Linked DNA regions of Homo sapiens: region 1 is linked to region 2. Evidence: chromatin loops called from intact Hi-C (ENCODE). Cell type or tissue: Caco-2. All regions are shown on one strand. Links, peaks and the distances in the headings refer to the core of each region. The heading gives the core; the rest is flanking DNA.

The links. Hi-C counts contacts between places; a loop is a spot of excess contacts. Peaks named below come from ENCODE experiments on the same cell type or tissue, not always from the same donor. Only the 100,000 strongest peaks of a DNase experiment are listed, where the experiment ranks them.
Region 1: a loop joins it to region 2, with 8 times the contacts of the local background. A loop is called at or near these places in 9 of 110 quality-filtered maps.

The regions. Positions count from the first base shown.
Region 1 is chr13:51,793,257-51,801,584 of GRCh38, reverse strand. It overlaps DHRS12 (dehydrogenase/reductase 12), which reads left to right. Exons shown (of 9, transcript NM_001377533.1): 2 at 1,918-2,051. The coding sequence starts at 1,926. Among named protein-coding and RNA genes, the nearest start is that of DHRS12, 6.7 kb to the left of the region's middle. RefSeq lists enhancers at 3,854-3,933, 4,004-4,532, 7,438-7,797. In Caco-2, for the core only: a CTCF peak has its summit at 3,676 (motif pointing right); a DNase peak (open chromatin) is centred at 3,714.
Region 2 is chr13:51,145,734-51,154,061 of GRCh38, reverse strand. It overlaps a transcript of C13orf42 not described here. Among named protein-coding and RNA genes, the nearest start is that of C13orf42, 39 kb to the right of the region's middle. RefSeq lists an enhancer at 4,903-5,794. In Caco-2, for the core only: CTCF peaks have their summits at 4,660 and 4,865; a DNase peak (open chromatin) is centred at 4,944.

The sequences.
Region 1 (8,328 bases), core at 108-8,107, 650 kb before region 2:
CTCAAAGTCCCTACTGATTTGAAGGCTTGGGGGCCAAATGAGCTCAAGTGTGAACATGGACGGTACTGTCATTATTAATAGTGATAATAATAATGTCACCTGGGTGCGGTGGCTTATGCCTGTAATCCCAGCATTTTGGGAAGCCAAGGTGGGTGGATCACCTGAGGTCAGGTGTTCGAGACCAGCATGGCCAACATGGTGAAAACCCATCTCTACTAAAAAATACAAAAATTAGCCGGGTGTGGTGACGGGCGCTTATAACCCCAGCTACTCAGGAGGCTGAGACAGGAGAATCACTTGAACCCGGGAGGCGGAGGTTGCAGTGAGCCGAGATCGCGCCACTGCACTCCATCCTGGGCGACAGGGTGGGACTCTGTCTCAAAAAATAATAATGTCAGCTGCTAATTATTGAGCTCCTAATATGTTCCAAGTGCTGTCATAAGTGCCTTAGATGCGGCATCTCATTTAGGCTGCCCAAGAGGTATCTCTTATTATTCCCTTTCTGCAGATGAGGAGATAAGAGCTCAGAAAGGTTAAATCAACACACAAGATGGCACAGCTAGTAAGAGGCTGAGCTGTGACTTAAACCCAGGTTGTTCAAGCCCTTGTTACTGATATTTTTAAGTTTCAAGTCAACCTTTTTGGGAAGGCTTTGGAATAAGAAGTCTTGCTTGCCACTCACAGCAGAAGCAATGGGTAGGGTGTTCTCTAAGCTGCCCTGCATGTTCTGGTGAGTTACAGATGGTGAAAACAGGAACATTTTTCTTGTTCTCTTAAGAACATCTGGCTTGACTGAAACAAGTGGCAATGCCTGCCCCGTGGCAATGACTTTCAAACCAAACCCAAGCTCATAAACATCCTTTGGCCACTTCCCCGAGTTCCAGAGCATGTAACTGGCAGTTGTGCTGTACCAGGGCATGGGGCAGGAGGCCAGCTGTTGGCTACCCTTTTGTAAACAGGTCCTGTGGGAGGGCTCTCAGCATCTGTGGAGCCTTGAGATCAGAGTCCCATCCTGCATTGCCCAGGAGAAATCTCTCGGCTCCGTAGGTGAGAGATGTAAGCTCTGAGACCCCAGCCTGCCTGTGCGTGGGCAGAGTCTGCCCTCTGGGCCTCCACCTGCCAACCCCACCATTCTGCCACCACTGCCCTTAGCCAATTTCATAGCCAGGAAATACTAGAAGAGTAAAGGTAGAGAGGTATCGCAAAAGGAATGGGAAAAAGAAACAGTTAAAGAACTCACAATTGCATCTATCCAATATGATGCCTTTGTGCAAATCAGAAAAAATACCTCTTCTGCAATATGCTTTTCTGCCACCTGCCAGAACATTATCATAATGCAGATACAAATATCCCATCATTCTGATCCGAATGGCACTCCCTAGAGCTGTGCAGTGCACACCTTGTGTCCCTGAAGGAGCCTTGGCTTCCTCTGATGGGTGCAGAGCTTAAATAACTCTACCATCCTCCTCCTTTATTCCCTACTTGCAAATCTCCCCCGTTTCTCCAAGTAGGCAAGGATATCTGTCCTGCAATGCAATAAGCACAATGCAAATGGTCTCCTAAGCTTCCTGAAACCTGCCCCCCACAAAAGGGAAAAGAGCAATTCATCTGTCAAGGGATTTTTTTTCTTTTTGCCACTCCCCAGGATCGGGGCAGTCAGAGGAAGACAATTTGGATGCCAAAATGTTGGAATCTCCAATATTTTCAAAAGTTTGGAAAGATCATGGTCCAGGAAATGCAGGCCCCGAGATAGTGGTGTTTGTGAGAGCAGGGAGGGCAAGGGAGAAAGGAGTTTCGTGATGTGTTGGGAGAGGCGGAGACAGCAATAATGCCCATCCTAGAATTAGGCTTTCTCCTGCAGGGGTTTGTGTTCCCCACTCCTTACAGCTGGTCTTCCTGTGGGTCTCCTCTTTCTAGGAGTGGCTATGAATCTGCATGTAAAGACTTTGTCCCTCATGACTTGGAGGTCCAGATTCCTGGAAGAGTCTTTTTGGTCACTGGAGGAAACAGCGGCATTGGCAAAGCAACTGCCCTTGAAATCGCCAAGCGAGGTAAGCAGCTGCTAACACGTGTGTCCACTGAGCCCCACGGCCAGACTGCGGCCGGTCCACACTGAGGAGGGCACCCTGTGTCACAGGCAGGCCAGGAAGTCCTGGACGGCGATCCCATGGTTCTGGGCACAGCTGCCAGCTTTCTGAGTTTTGAGCTCCAGGTGGCTAGAGCAACAGGAGCCCTTTCCTCAACACTTAATTAATTCTCAGGCGAGCTTGGGGTCCTGCCCACGTGTCCCAGTGTTTTCTGATTAAGAACAGCGAGGGGCTCAAGCAAACCCTGGACATCAGAATCCCCAGTGGAATTTAATTAAAAAAACAAAAACAAAAACATGAACACCTGGTCTCTAACTCATGTCTTCTCAATGAGACTCTCCTGGGGTGAGAGACAAGGGGAGGGGGAGCCTCAAAGTCCACTGCAATTTGGATGTGGATGGTAGTTATGAACCAAGGCCCCCAAAATACCTGGAGAGAGGAGTGCATTGAACTAAACTTCCTCCTTGCTGGGGTCCAGCCTCCAGGGCTAGAGCAGCCTCCCGCTTCCCTCCCCTAAGCTTGACTATAAAGAGGTGCTTCAGGTGCACTGTAAAGTCTTCAGTCAGCAGAAGTCTTCCTCATGGTAAATGCCAGAATTTCCTGCATGAGCTCAACGATCCTGGGTCACCAAATGGCTCTGCAGTGGCTAGAAAAGTTTGCTGCATCTCTCCAGAGCCTCTTCAGGAAAAATGGATGTTCCAGCAGAAGGTGGGGAACTAGGTTGTGAATTTATCACTTTTTAAGATGCTGAAGATGTTTTCTTTTTTCCTCTCTCTAAATCCAAGTTAGGCATTTTTCAGGGGACTATTATATCATTTGAAGCTTTATTTAATTATCTGCCAAGTCAGGGAGAGGATTAATTGCATCTTAGCAGCTGGGAAGCACTCTGAAGTGCGGAGAGGAGGAGAGAAGAGGGGCTAGTGTTGTGGTTAGCCTGTAGCCTCCCATGAAACACCCCATTTAATCAAGTGGGTGATTTTTAGTAAAGAAAGCAGACTCCATAACGATTCGTTCTTAGCTGCCACGGCGAAGGCATTCTGCTTTAAATTGACCTTGATTGATGATGGTGTGGCATTTGCTGGGATAATATGAGGGCTGCTGATGGACTCAACATTCAGTCAATACTTGAGTCTCTACTACATGCTAGGCAAGTGGCTGTCTACTTTGGCTGAACATTACATCACCAGGGGAGCTTGTAAAACATACCCAGTCCTGGGCCTATCGCCTAGATCTTTAAAAGCTCCCTACATGAGTCTAAAGTGCAGCCAGGTTTAACACATCTGGGTCAGCTACTATGCTAGATGCTAGGGAGGCATATGTGACCCAGATCAATGTTTCTTATCCTTGATGTGTTCAGGCCCTCAAAAAATCAGGATGTTATTCCAGACGCACTGTCAGCACAGGTAGGCAATAAGGTTCCAGCACCTCCCTCACCATCGCCCTTGCTGCTCTTAACTCTGGGAACCACCCATCTAGGCTTAACAGAAGAGTGTCAACTGTGAGCCCATATGTCTTCATTTTTCATTAGGAAGAGCTGGTTTCTGTAGCTCTCGCTGTAACTCACAGATGGTTTCATTGAATTCCACCAGGTGGCACAGTTCACCTGGTTTGTCGAGATCAAGCCCCAGCAGAAGATGCCAGGGGTGAGATCATCCGGGAGAGCGGTAACCAGGTGAGCAGCTCCTCACCCCTCCTGCTGGGTTTCCTTGCCTCCATGGTCAGCTGTGAGGAGGCTGGACTCCTACCCGCTTTCCCTGGGTTGAAGAGGGCCTGTGTTTGTGCTTCTGCTTTGGAAGCAGCCTCGGCCAGCAGGGAGCTGGGCCCTGCTTTTGAATGGCTAGGTTTGACAAGGGGATAAGTGGGGGCACTGAGGCTTGACCGCATGGTCCTGAGCTGCCTGTGAAACCAGCAGAGGCCAGCAGGCAGAGGCCCATTACACTGGACAGTGATACTTCCAGTCTCCTCACCTCAGAGGGAGCCCACATCAGCAACACACAGCAAGGGTCACCCGGGTGCCACGGAGCCATGCATTGACCCGATGTGCTCTAATAAAGAGAAACACCGGCAGCATTTGGGTCTTGATGAGAGCTACTTTCTGACACGAGCCTTCAGAGCTGCCTCACATTTTGTGGTCTTTCTGTTCTGAAAGAGCTGGAACCAGGATTGGCTACATAATTAGTGGGGCTCGGTGCAAAATGAAAATGCAAGACCCTTGTGTAAAAGTTATTTAGAATTTCTACACAACAAAGGCAGGACATTAAACCAAGCTTGAGGCCTTTCCAGTCGCAGGGCGTGTGCAGCTGTATAGATCATATTCCCATGATCCATCGTGTAGCCATAAGGCTGCCCTGAATGGAAAACCCTGACCCCCAAAAGGACCCTCAGTCATGGCTGCTCGCTCACTGTCACTAAAGAACATCCTCATTCCATTCCTACCTCTTCTCTAGGAGACCCCACAATTGGAGGGCCTGTAGGAGGGAAGCTGGGGAGGGACAGACAGTACCCACCCTCAGGCATGGACCCTGGTCAAAGAGAAGAATGCCCCTCTCTAGGATGGAATATTTTGCATCAACTTTGAAATAACATTTTCACACCAAGTGTCTGTTCCTTTCCCTTTCTCATGGAAATCCCCAGTCTCATGCCATCAGGTGCCTTACAGAGGCTTAGTGCTGGCGGCAAGTGTGAGGGTCTCTAAATCTTCCTCTAATGTCTGCAAGTGCCGCTGCGATCTGCGGGCTGCAGTTCTCGAGATTGAAAGCTGGCTGTCTGCCTGCTGATAACTTTCGGTGGTGCTGCTGCAGGATGCAACAAGAATACTAATCTCAGGCCACGGACAGGAGGAGGTTTGCCTGGATTCCAGCCTGCTGTGGTGTGGGCCACAGGCTTTAAAAAGTATATTTAAATGAAAAATGATGATAATATGGATCTGTTTGGCTTATATCTAATTCCACCATGTTTAGGAGGGGTAGAGAGCTGAAAAGGGGAGCAAGCATGTTCCTGCACTGGGGAGAAAGCAAGCCCTTGCCTACTGCCCCCCTCACCTCCATACAGATACACTTGACGGGATTTGAATGCACACACAGGACATTCACTGCTCTCTCGGGTTTATAAGTGGCCTCCAGCACTCAGAGGTGGAGCGTCCAGGATGAGGGTACCTGTCTGCTTATGCCAGTGTCTGTGGTTTCCCTGACTCAGTGTCTCCTCCAGGCTCTGCCAGGGATCAGCTGTCCCTCCCTGCTTATGAAGAGGCCCCACTCCACAGCTTCATCTGGTCTACCTTTGGTAGGCAGCCCACACACAAAAGCGTGGTATGAAGGAGGGAGTTGGGCTCTGATACGAGTCCTGGTTTTGCACTTTCTGGCCTGTGAGCTTGGGCAAAGTTCTTAGCTTCCCTGAACATTCATTTCCTCATTAAAAAATAGGGGTAACTTGACTTTATTAGTTTTTTAACATGTATTTAAGGGTGAACCGTATGCCAAACAGCTGGAGACACAGTGATTGGGACAGACACAGCCCCAGACAGTCTTGTGCAGGATACAAGTGATTAACAGTTTCCTTGAAGTGTGTGTGCCTGCCCTGGGCCTGGCCGCCATGCTCTGTATCATAGTGGGGGTGGGTTGGGGGACAAATAGTATGAACCCCAAGGTATGTGTTTCTTCAGCTCCTACAACCAGACAGCTTTTGGCTGGGTTTGGCCAATGGCAGTTACTAGAGGAAGATTGCTAGGTGAAAGGAAGGGGGGAATTGAGATATTGGCTTCCCTGGTGATGGCGAATCTCCTCTCTGGTTCTTCCTTCTGGTTCCTGGGCTCAGGCCACACTGCATTCTCCCTTTGTTCCTTGAGCCTAGGGCTGGTGGTAGTTTCCTGTTGTTACTAATCTCTGGGTTACTTCACCAATCCTGGTTGAGTTCTCACCTTCCTTAATCACCTGGGAAATCAATCCCTGCGTTCAGTTCCCTCTGTTGAAAGAGGTGTCTGTTAGATGTTACTGAAATAACATGATAAGGGCTACAAGATGGGAAGCTCAGGGTATCCTAAGAACAAACAGCTCTCAATCAATAGAAGTAGCTACTATTATTATTGTTGGTATTATCATTATTGTTTATACTAATATTATTACCACTCCCAACCTTACATTCTCTGCTTCAAGTGTGTTCTGTTTAATCAGTGCTTAGGCCCTGCTCAGTGGGAGGTGGAAGCCTGCAAGCCCCCAGTAGCAGAAAAGATGTGTGGTAGAGCTGTGAGGGCAGTGGAGCAGCTGGTCCTGCGTGCATGGTTGGGTGAACATCAAAGAAAGAAGGTCCCTTGGGCAGGAGGGTCTGGGTGAGGTGTGCGGCAGGCCAGCTGAGCCAGGGAGCACAGGCACCAGGTAAGGCTCAAGGTCACGTGGGGATCTCAGCTGCTTGTACACGCTGGCTTGGTAAGATCAGGTGTTTGGCCATATAGAGAGGTGAATATCATGCTGAGGTGATCTTTCAGAGAGGTTATGTGTGGCTTAAGCTTGGGGAAAGGAGTACTGGTTACTGTAGAGCAGACTGCTGGCTCACCAGTCCACTGGACACGATGCTCCCAAAGGGCCTAGGGGAGAAACAGGGTGTACCTTTTTCCCCAGGCTTCTGGTTGCAGTTCAGCCCCACCTTAGTACCTGGCTCCAGACTTTCGTCTAGCAGTTATCTCCATGGGTAACATTAAAAAAAAAAAAAACTTCTATTTTATGTATTATTTTTTGAGATAGGCTCTCGGGATTTTTGAGATAGGCTATTTTTGAGATAGGCTTTCACAGTTGGGATTTGTCTGATGTCTTTCTGATGATTACACTGGAGTTATGGGTTTTAGAGGGAAAGATCACAGAGGGACAGGTGCCTGGGCAACATTTTTCAGTCCTGCAGGCCTCCTGATGTGGCTGGAAGGTTCTGTGAAAGCACTTATGTCTTATGGGTGATTGACTCCACCAACATCACACACCATGATAAAAAACGGGTTTCGACTCTCCAGCTCTTCCAGGCCAATGTGGATTTCTAGCTTCTTGAGAATGGTTGATTTAGCTTCCCAAGACCTCAGTGGTTTTATGAAATACCGCCTCATTTCTCCAGAATGATTTCTACTTAACAAAACACCTCCATGCACTGTTTACCGTGCTCATTGTGGGAACTGCTCTGATGGGGGGATCAGTCCCCATGATGTCACCTCATGACTCCTGGGTCACACAGCCGCTATAGATGGTGGCTTGTCTGCAGAAAGGGTCCCAGTTGAGTTTTGTTTTGTTCAATTTCAGTAACCATGCTTGTATCACAGTGGGGCCCAGTGGCTCCTAAGGTGAGCCTTCTCATTGTGTGGCTCCGCAGATTGGGACTTTTACACACATGCACCTGTTTCCAGTTCCTTCTCCTGGCCACAGCAGACTGCCAGCCTCTCCTTCTGGGTGCTTTGTGGCCTCCTGTTTTGCCTCAGAGGGACACAGATGATTTCCTTCCTCTTTTCTTGGTGCTTCATGTCACCAGCTCCGTGGCTGATTTGTCTAGGACAGTGATTCTCTCTTCCCTGCTATTGCCTCCTTTTCACTCTGAGACATCTCAGGCGCTTCCAGGAAGCTCAGATAACTTGTGGAACGTTTAAAGCAGAATTGCTTTTAGTTCACTTGAGTTTTGTTGCTGTTTTAACCTGGATTTTGTATACATGTTACACAGCGCTTTCTGGTAGGAGGGAGTTTTAGGGTGGTGGCAGACAAGGCCTCAAAATGGAAGGATTAGGTGTCTAGACTCAGTTTGCAGTCATTGGTACAGGCTCCTGGCTGACTCAGATATGACTCAGCAGCCTTGTTCGCTCTGGCTGGGTGAGGGCCTTCACAGACATTTTAAAAGAGAATAGCTCTGTACAGACAACATTTTTCCTATCCTTTGAAGGCAGAGGAATATTCAGTTGGGCCAGGCTTAAGCTGAATATGGTGTTCAACCTGACTAGACTTTCTGAGTCATGAAAATGTGGAGTTGCTTTGTCTCATTTGTCTCAGGTGAGAAAACAATATGTTTTAAGATGAGTAGAAATAAATTCGACTACAGCTTTGAGTTTTATAGCTTGATTAATGGGGAAACTCAGGCAGGGCACGGAACTTCTCTGCTTTGTCAAAGGAGTTGTGGCTCTTGCTCAGATCCTCGTCTGTAGGTTCAATACTTAGGTGCCCTCTGCCTTGGGTTAGTGATAAGTCACGTATGTCCACTGATGCTCAGAGAGGATGCCGTT
Region 2 (8,328 bases), core at 272-8,271:
GGAGTTGTCAAATTCATAGAGATAGGAAGTAGAATGGTGGTTGTCAGGGGCTGGGGGTAGGGGAAAATGGGGAGTAATGGGTATCACATTTTAGTTTTGCAAGAAGAAAACAGTTTTGAAGATGGGTTGGGTCAGGCATGGTGGCTCAATCCTGTAATCTCAGCACTCTGGGAGGCCGAGGCGGTAGATTGCTTGAGCCCAGGAGTCTGAGACCCGCCTGGACAACATGGCGAAATCCTTTCTCTACTAAACATACAAAACTTAGCTAGGAATGCACCTGTAGTCCCAGCTATTTGGGAGGCTGAGGTGGGAGAATCACTTGAGCTCAGGAGACGGAGGTTGCAGTGAGCTGAGAGATTGCATCACTGCATTCCAGCCTGGGCGACAAAGCGAGATCCTGTCTCCAAAAAAAAAAAAAAAAAAAAAAAAAAGAAAAAAAACAGAAAGCAAGAAAATGGGTTGATAACAACGTGAATGTATTTAACACAACTGAGCAGTACACTTAAAATGGTTAAGAGAGTAATTTTATGTTACATAATTTTTACTACAATTTTTTTTAAAGTAGGAGAAAAGCTTTCTCTCTCACAGTCTCTATCTCTGTCTCTCTCTCTCTCTCTGTCATGTTTTTTTATTTGGTATTGAGTGTCACACTCCCTTGGGCACAAGCATAGGCATTGGGTGAGTGCAGACACTTATAGGTGCCCAGGACCTCATCTTGATGCCCTGGGCATGCAGGGGGTGCATGCCTGGCTCCCACACTCTGAGGAGGGCAGGAAAAGGGGGCAGTGGTTGCTCAGCAGGACCCTATGGAGGGAGCAGGAAAAAGGGGCAGTGGTCACTTGGCAGGACAGGGGAGGGGGTGTTGAAGAACCCTTGCTAGGGAGGCGGCAGGTGCAATGGCAGGAGCTGAGGCTCCAAGTCTTTGGCACATAACTTGACTTACAAAACATTAATTCAAAGATACAATCATTAAGAGTTTTAAGATTGCCACTGCAGAGCACTAAACCTCAATCCCTTCTGTGTGTGGGGCTGGGCAAGTGCACTGTATACAGTCCCCAAGAAGCCAGCCCTGGTTGTGCTGCAGAAACATAACAAAACATCAACCCCGCAGCAGGTGTCCCCAGGGTGCCCGCGAACATGACGCAGCTCTGCATGTATGGGATCCACAGCCAGCAGACATGTGGCTCGAGCATAGCAAAGAGGCTGGAGGGATTGAGTCACTAAGCCAGTGAGCCTTAAAGGGTTATCTGTGGATTTCCCAGGACTAGGGCTTAGGTTTGCCAGAGCCACCCTGACCTCTTTTTACTGATGGTAGAAGTAAATTGAGGCTCAGTGATTTGAAGATTTAGCTGTTAGAGTAAATTATTTTGGGATTGAGGTCATCAAGCAGGAGAAAAACTTTGCACTATCAGAATGCTAGAGCTGAAGTTGTGTTTTCTAAAAAAGAAATGGGTTAGGCTGAGGCAGGAGGATCATTTGAGACCAGAAGTTTGACACCAGCCTGGGCAACAGAGCAAGAACCCCATCTCTAAAAAATATTTAAACATTAGCCAGGTATGGTGGCATGCACCTGTAGTTCCAGCTATTCAGAGAAACTGAGCTGAGAGGATCACTAGAGCCCAGGAGGTCAGGGCTGCAGTGAGCCAGGTTCGTGCCACTGCACTTCAGCCCTGGCAACAGAGTGAGACCCCATCTCTTAAAAAATAAATAAATGGAAGAACTGGGTGATGTTTGTAACCAAGTGTTTATAAAATAAAGCCTGCTAAATGTTTCCACAGGAGACGTACAGCCTGATGGTGTATGTGATGTCTATGTAGATGCTGAGAAACGACACAGAGCTGGAGTGCACCGTTCTAAGCATGGTCACATAGCAGTAGGAATGTTCTGAGGGACCTCCATGCTATCAGGGTTACATATGTAAACAATTTCTGGAACCTGTTTCTTTCTTTCCACACTGTGGTGAGTATGAGAATATTGTTATTTGGGGCAGTGATTCTTAAACTGTCATGCACCTATGAATCCCCTGGGATCTTGTTAGAATGAAGATTCTCTCCTGGTAGGGCTGGGCTGGGCCAGAGATTCTGCATTTCTAACAAGCTCCCACGTGACTCCTGGACCATACTTTGAGGATCAAGGGTCTAGACCAGCCTGGACAATAAAAAACTGCTTCCTTCTTCAGCATTCATGTCTAAATAAAAGGCCCTGGGACCATGTAAGTCCAGAATAGTACAGACCCCTTCTATCAGGCTTCTAGGTTAAGCTGAAATGTCTCCTCTGCTCCAGGAAGCCTTCCTTGGCTCCCCCAGGCAAAGGGGAGCACCATCAGCTCAGTGCTCCCTCAGGGCTTGGTACATGCATGTTTAGTGCATAGCATGTTGCTTTACCTGCATGTGCAGAATTTTCTCTCCCTACTGGACTATGTGTCTCTGGAATGCCGGGCATATTTGCATTGGCAGGGTCAGTGCCTGGTCATAGAAGGTGCTTATATTGATTTCCTATTACTGCTGGAACAAATCATCACCAACTTAGTGGCTTAAAGCAATATGAAGTTCTCTAGGTTAGATGTCCAACACAGGTCTCACTGGGCTAAAAATCAAGGTGTCCGCAGGGTTCAGTTCCTTCTAGAGGCTCTAGGGAAGAATCTGAGTTTTTGTTTGTTTGTTTGTTTGTTTTTTCTTTTTTTTTTCCTTTTCCAGCTTTTGGGGCTACCTGCATTTCTTGGCTTCTGGCCCCTTCCTCTGTCTTGAAAGTCAGCAATGGTGTGCTGAGTCTCTCTCACATTTCATTTTTCTGCCCTCTCCTGCCACCCTCTTCCATTTTTAAGAAAGATAATCTGGAAAATCCCCCCATCTTAACCTGATTAGCAGCCTTAATTCCCTTTACCATGTGGTGTAACATATTCGCATATGTAACATTACCATGTGGTGTGACATATTCACAGGTTGCAGGGATTCATGTGTGGACGTCTTTAGGGGCTGTTATTCTGTCTACTACAATGTTTGACTAGTGTCTATAGAGTGAATTTGTGCCTGTGATTGGCCTTATGCACACAGCTCAGGCCAGGGGGGTTCTGAAGAGTTGAAGATTCTACAGCTCTGTACTTGCTGTGGCCAATTTTTTTGGTAGCATTTCTGGTATTTTTCATTTAGCTGGGATTATTTCTGACTTCTGGCATCTCAGAAGACATTGGTAGCCTTTTGATTCTAGTCATCCATACACAGGCAAGATCTGCATAGAACCAAGGAATTCAGTTTACCTCAGCAAGTGCTAATGCAGCTCTAGTTTTAGTTTTCATTCTGGGATGGAACAACATAGCCCCAGTTGTTGAGGGTCTCTCTGCGAGTATCTTTCTGGTGGCACAAGCAGTGACCCCTAGGCAAATTGATGGGCTCATCTGGATTAGTCCACTGCATTTTTTAGGATGGCCAAAGCTGCTTTCTGGAAAGAAAGAGGTTCTGTTATACAGCCAGTCTTCTTGAAAAATGTTTGTAGAACTGCTGAAAGTATATATAATTTACGCAGAATTTATGCCAAATTTGGGCTGAATATATATGTTTTGGTTGTGACCAGGACGGAGGAGTGTGTTAACAGAAGCAACTTTCTTAAAGCCTCCCTTCCCGTGTGATTGAAGTTCTAATATTACTTCCTAAGGGACTACATTGAACCTGTTCCAAGTATATAATAAGAATAAAGCCCAGTATTGATTCCCCCAGTCGCCCCAGTAGGATACGCTGGTGGCTGTAAATTTGAAAATTGTGACATACAATGACCAAGTGCTCAAAGATGTTTGTTTTCACTGTGACCAAGTGACCAAGGGCTGCCTGTTAAAAAATATCCCCAATTCTGGAGAAATGTGGGGGTCCCACAAACGACACCACAGTAAATGAAAATGTCAGCAGTAAAAGCTGATCATGTGTTTTTGTCTACATAATTTTGTCCATAATTCTTGTGCAATTCTGTTATGGCACTTCAAAAGGGAAGCTTCTTTAAAACTGGTTTTATATCTACGGAAAATTCTAACTTCTAAATACAAAGGTCTGAGTTTATTCGTCAAATATTTCATTTATCCATGCAAAGTTCTAAGATGATGTAAATAATGTGTATCTTCTACTGTTTTCTGGGAAGAGTGCTATTTCTTGGGCTAAGATATAGACTCTTGAAGACAGGGTTAGTGTTAGTATCTTTTTGTTCTTGCTGTTTCTGGCACCATCTCAACTCTGCCTAAAAACGTCAGAGAAAGCCTTCCTACAGAGGAAGGGACAAGAGAGGTGCTTATTATTGATGATGAAGAGAAATATTCATGCTAAATGACTTCAAAGATATAACTGTTTCCCGAACTGAGCAAAATGAGTTTGCACTGGAAAAACATAATTGCCTTTGGCTCATAGTGGCTTCACTATGCGTCTACCTTGTGCTACCTCTCTTGTGTGTCTGGGGGCTGGAGTGGATCAATGAGAACCAGGCTACCATTGATCAAGCAGAATGGTGATAATGACCAGACCAAAGGATATTTTTTTCAGCTTGAATGTCCAGGGTCAATGCTTCTGGCTGTCTCAAAGGGAAGAAGCAGTTACAGCATTGTTCAAAATGGCTCTTTAGAGAAATCATTTCTAGCTCACTCCATTTGCATCTGTATTTCAGATTTGCTAGGTTTCCTTTGCAAACATTTTCACTTATTACCCTTTATCACCTTTGCTAATTAAGGAAGATACAGAAACCAGATTTTTAGGGTTTTTTTTTTTTTTTTTTCAATTTCAGCCTTTGGCCACTTCCTATAAAAGATTTCCCTCTGCTTTGAATAAAATTTCTAAGCAGCCTTCAGAGCCAAATTAAATGATTTGGAATTCTCTCTAGCTAGCTGATCTTTAGCTGCAGAGATCAAGAACCCCATCTAGTGGGAAAATATGAAGCTGCCACCGCAGTGACGGACTGAAATTAGCAGCGTGGTTGAAATTCTTGCCCAGCCCTTCTTGTGGAGCACAAGAAGGCCTCTGCAGAAGCCTCATTCAGAATCTCGAAACTATCAGCCTTTCAAACTGTGTGGGGCAGGAGGTGGGCAGTCAGAAAGATGCTTTGTGAGGGGAAGGAAAACAGCACCCATTCCCCTCTGCAGAGTAAAGGGAAGCCTGGCCCCAGGAAGGAGCAGCTGCCTGCAAGAGGGAGCCTGAGCCGTGGAGTCCTGGGAGCCTTTGAGGTGGGCAGCCAGGGCGTGGAGGCAGCAGCAAGCCCAAACGGTCAATACGGGCCCAGCTGGGGCCTGGCGGCGGAGGGTACCCTCAAAGAGCCCTGGCTCCTGAGGCCAGCGGGGCATTTGGGCCCTCAGCCAGTTAGGGGGTTTGTTCTTCCTTTTCCTAAGGCACGTCGCTGCCCAGTGGGAGTGGGTTCCTGTCCATAAGCCAGAAGCCCCACCATGTGGTGGAGGGAAAGGATGACTTTCCTTCTCATCCCCAGGTGTCATTGGACCCCCCTCCAGGGGGACCTCAGGGGATTGCATGAGCTGTGCTCTTCCTTCGTGAGCCTCCTGGCTCTGCAGGGGGCTGCCGGCTTTTACCTTACAGCTCTTCACTGAAATGTCACCTCCCTGTGGGGCTTCCTGCCACCACCATTGTTCTCTGCATGGCACCCTGTGGGCGTCCTTCATGATGCCTATCACACCATTTAAGATGTTTTCCTGTGCGTCGCTCTCCTCCCCTGCTGAGGGCAGGGGCCGTGCGTGTGTGCTATGTTGCTGACGTAGTCCTTCCTGCTGCAGTGCCTGGCACAGGGCAGGCGCTCCCTTGTCTCTGTAAAGAGATGAAGAGGCTTGGCTGAGCCCAAGGACTGGGAGGCAGGCTGCTGGCAAGGCCTGGGGAGACCTCTCCCTGGCTGGCCCTTGTTTCTTTTCCTTCCTCTCCACTAGAAGTAATCATAGGGGTCCAATTTGCCATGGGATTTTACGGAAATCACATGGGTCAAAGTGCTATGCAGATGCAAAGCGTCATCCAGTGCTGTTTCATTTCCATTTGCTTGGTTCCATGTGTTGGGGGAGGGTCCACCAGCACCCAGAGCCCAGGGACCCTATGATTCTGTCATATACAGAGTGGCAAACGTCAGACATAGGAGGCCCTTGCAGATCCCCTAATCCGGGGCTTCTCAAGCCCTCTCCATATGTGAGAATCAACTGAGCCGTTTTATTAGCCACAGACCCGTTCCTCCCTGCTGGAGGTTCTGATTTAATTGGTCTGTGAGGAGGATCAGGCATGGGTATTTTTAAACATCTCTCAGGTGATTGATTCTAATGTGCAACTAGGGTTGAAGACCTGGACCAAATCCACCCCTTCGTTGTTTTTTTTTGAGACACAGTCTTGCTCTGTTGCCCAGGCTGGAGTGCAATGGTGCGATATCAGCTCACTGCAACCTCTGCCTCCCGGGTTCAAGCGATTCTCCAGCCTCAGCCTCCCGAGTAGCTGGGATTACAGGCACCCGCCATCATGCCCGGCTAATTTTTGTGTTTTTGTAGAGATGGGGTTCCACTATGTTGGCCAGGCTCGTCTCGAACTCCTGACCTCAGGTGATCCACCCACCTCGGCCTCCCAAAGTACTGGGATTACAGGCATGAGCCACCATACCTGGCCTCACCCCTTGCGTTTAAAATGAGTCCACAGAGCCCTGGAGGATCACAGCAGCCACTGTCCCATGGTCAGCAGAGCCATGACTGGGACCCAGGCCCCTGCCCCTTCTCTCACAGGCACGGAGGGAGCTAGGCCACAGGCACCAAAGCGGGATTTGTCCTATAGCAGGACTGACTCTCACAGAGACTGTTCTCCTGTGTAGGAGATAAGAAAGGGGGTCCCCACCACACCTAGTCCAAGGTCTGAGAGCAATGTGTAGATGCTATGCAGATGCAGAACAGGAAATGGTGCAGCATCCACACCCCAGCAGAGTACCTGGGAGGGGGACACATGGTCAGTACCTGGGACTTCCCTGGGATGCCACCTCTCCCCTGGCCTGCCCCCACCTTTTGCAGCTGCAGCTGTTTTACTGCTTCCAGCAAGGGTAGGCAATCCTGAGGTTGATAGAAGCCTAGGGAAGTACTGTGAGCTTTGACACTGACCAGGGGATCAAAGCGGGCCACTGCAGGTTGAGGAACCTGGTTTGGTGATGGGTGCAGGCCAGACAGACACTGAGATAGAGAAACCCAGAGCTCTGGGCAATGTGAAAGGAAAATAAGTCTCAGGTTTCCCAAATCACTAAGCTAAAGGGAAAAGTCAAGCTGGGAACTGCTTAGGGCAAACCCACCTCCCATTCTATTCAAAGTTATCCCTCTGCTCACTGAGATAAATGTGTATTTGATTGCCTCCTTTGGAAGAGCTAATCAGAAACTGAAAAGAATGCAACCATTTGTCTCTTATCTACCAAAGACCTGGAAGCCCCCTCCCCACTGTGAGTCCTTTGCTTCAAGTTGTTCTGCCTTTCCAGATCAAACCAATGCTCATCTTACATATATTGATTGATGTCTCATGTCTCCCTAAAATGTATAAAACCAAGTTGTGCTCAGACCACCTTGGGCACATGTTATCAGGACCTCCTGAGGCTGTGTCATGGGCGTGCGTCCTTAACTTTGGCAAAATAAACTTCTTAAACTGATTGACAGCTGTCTCGGATATTCGAGGTTCACAGCAAGAAGAGATTTTATTTGCATTTCAGGGGACACAACAGGCTTGTTTTGTTCCACATGGACCGTAGCTGACAGATGAAGAAAGGGGTAAGGAATCCGTCAATACAAAAGTGAGTTTCCTGTGTTATCTCTGATTGAGGCAGGGATCTCAGATGTCCATTTATCAGAGGCTTTGGGTATCAAAGCTTGGGGGTGTTCCAAAATAGGTTAATTTTGGGTGCCTTTTATATATTTATATTATTTTTTATTTAAACAAATTTTAAAGTTTTATTTAGGTAAGAACATTTAACATGAGATTTACCCTTTCAATAATGTTTAAATGTACAACACAGTATTATCTACAGGCACAATATTGCACAGCATTGCTCTAGAACTTATTTGTCTTGTCTTCTATGAACCCCGAAAAGTTGAGACAGGTCTCAGTTAATTTAGAAAGTTTATTTTGCCAAGGTTGAGAACTTGCTCGTGACACAGCCTCAGGAAGTCCTGAGACATGTGCCCAAGGTGGTCAGAGCACAACTTGGTTTTATGCATTGAAGGAGACATGAGACGTCAATCAATATATGTTAGAAGTACATTGGTTCGGTCTGGAAAGGTGGGATAACTTGAAGCAAAGGCAGGAAGACTGGAAGCAGAGAGGGAGCTTCCAGGTCACAGATGGGTGATACATA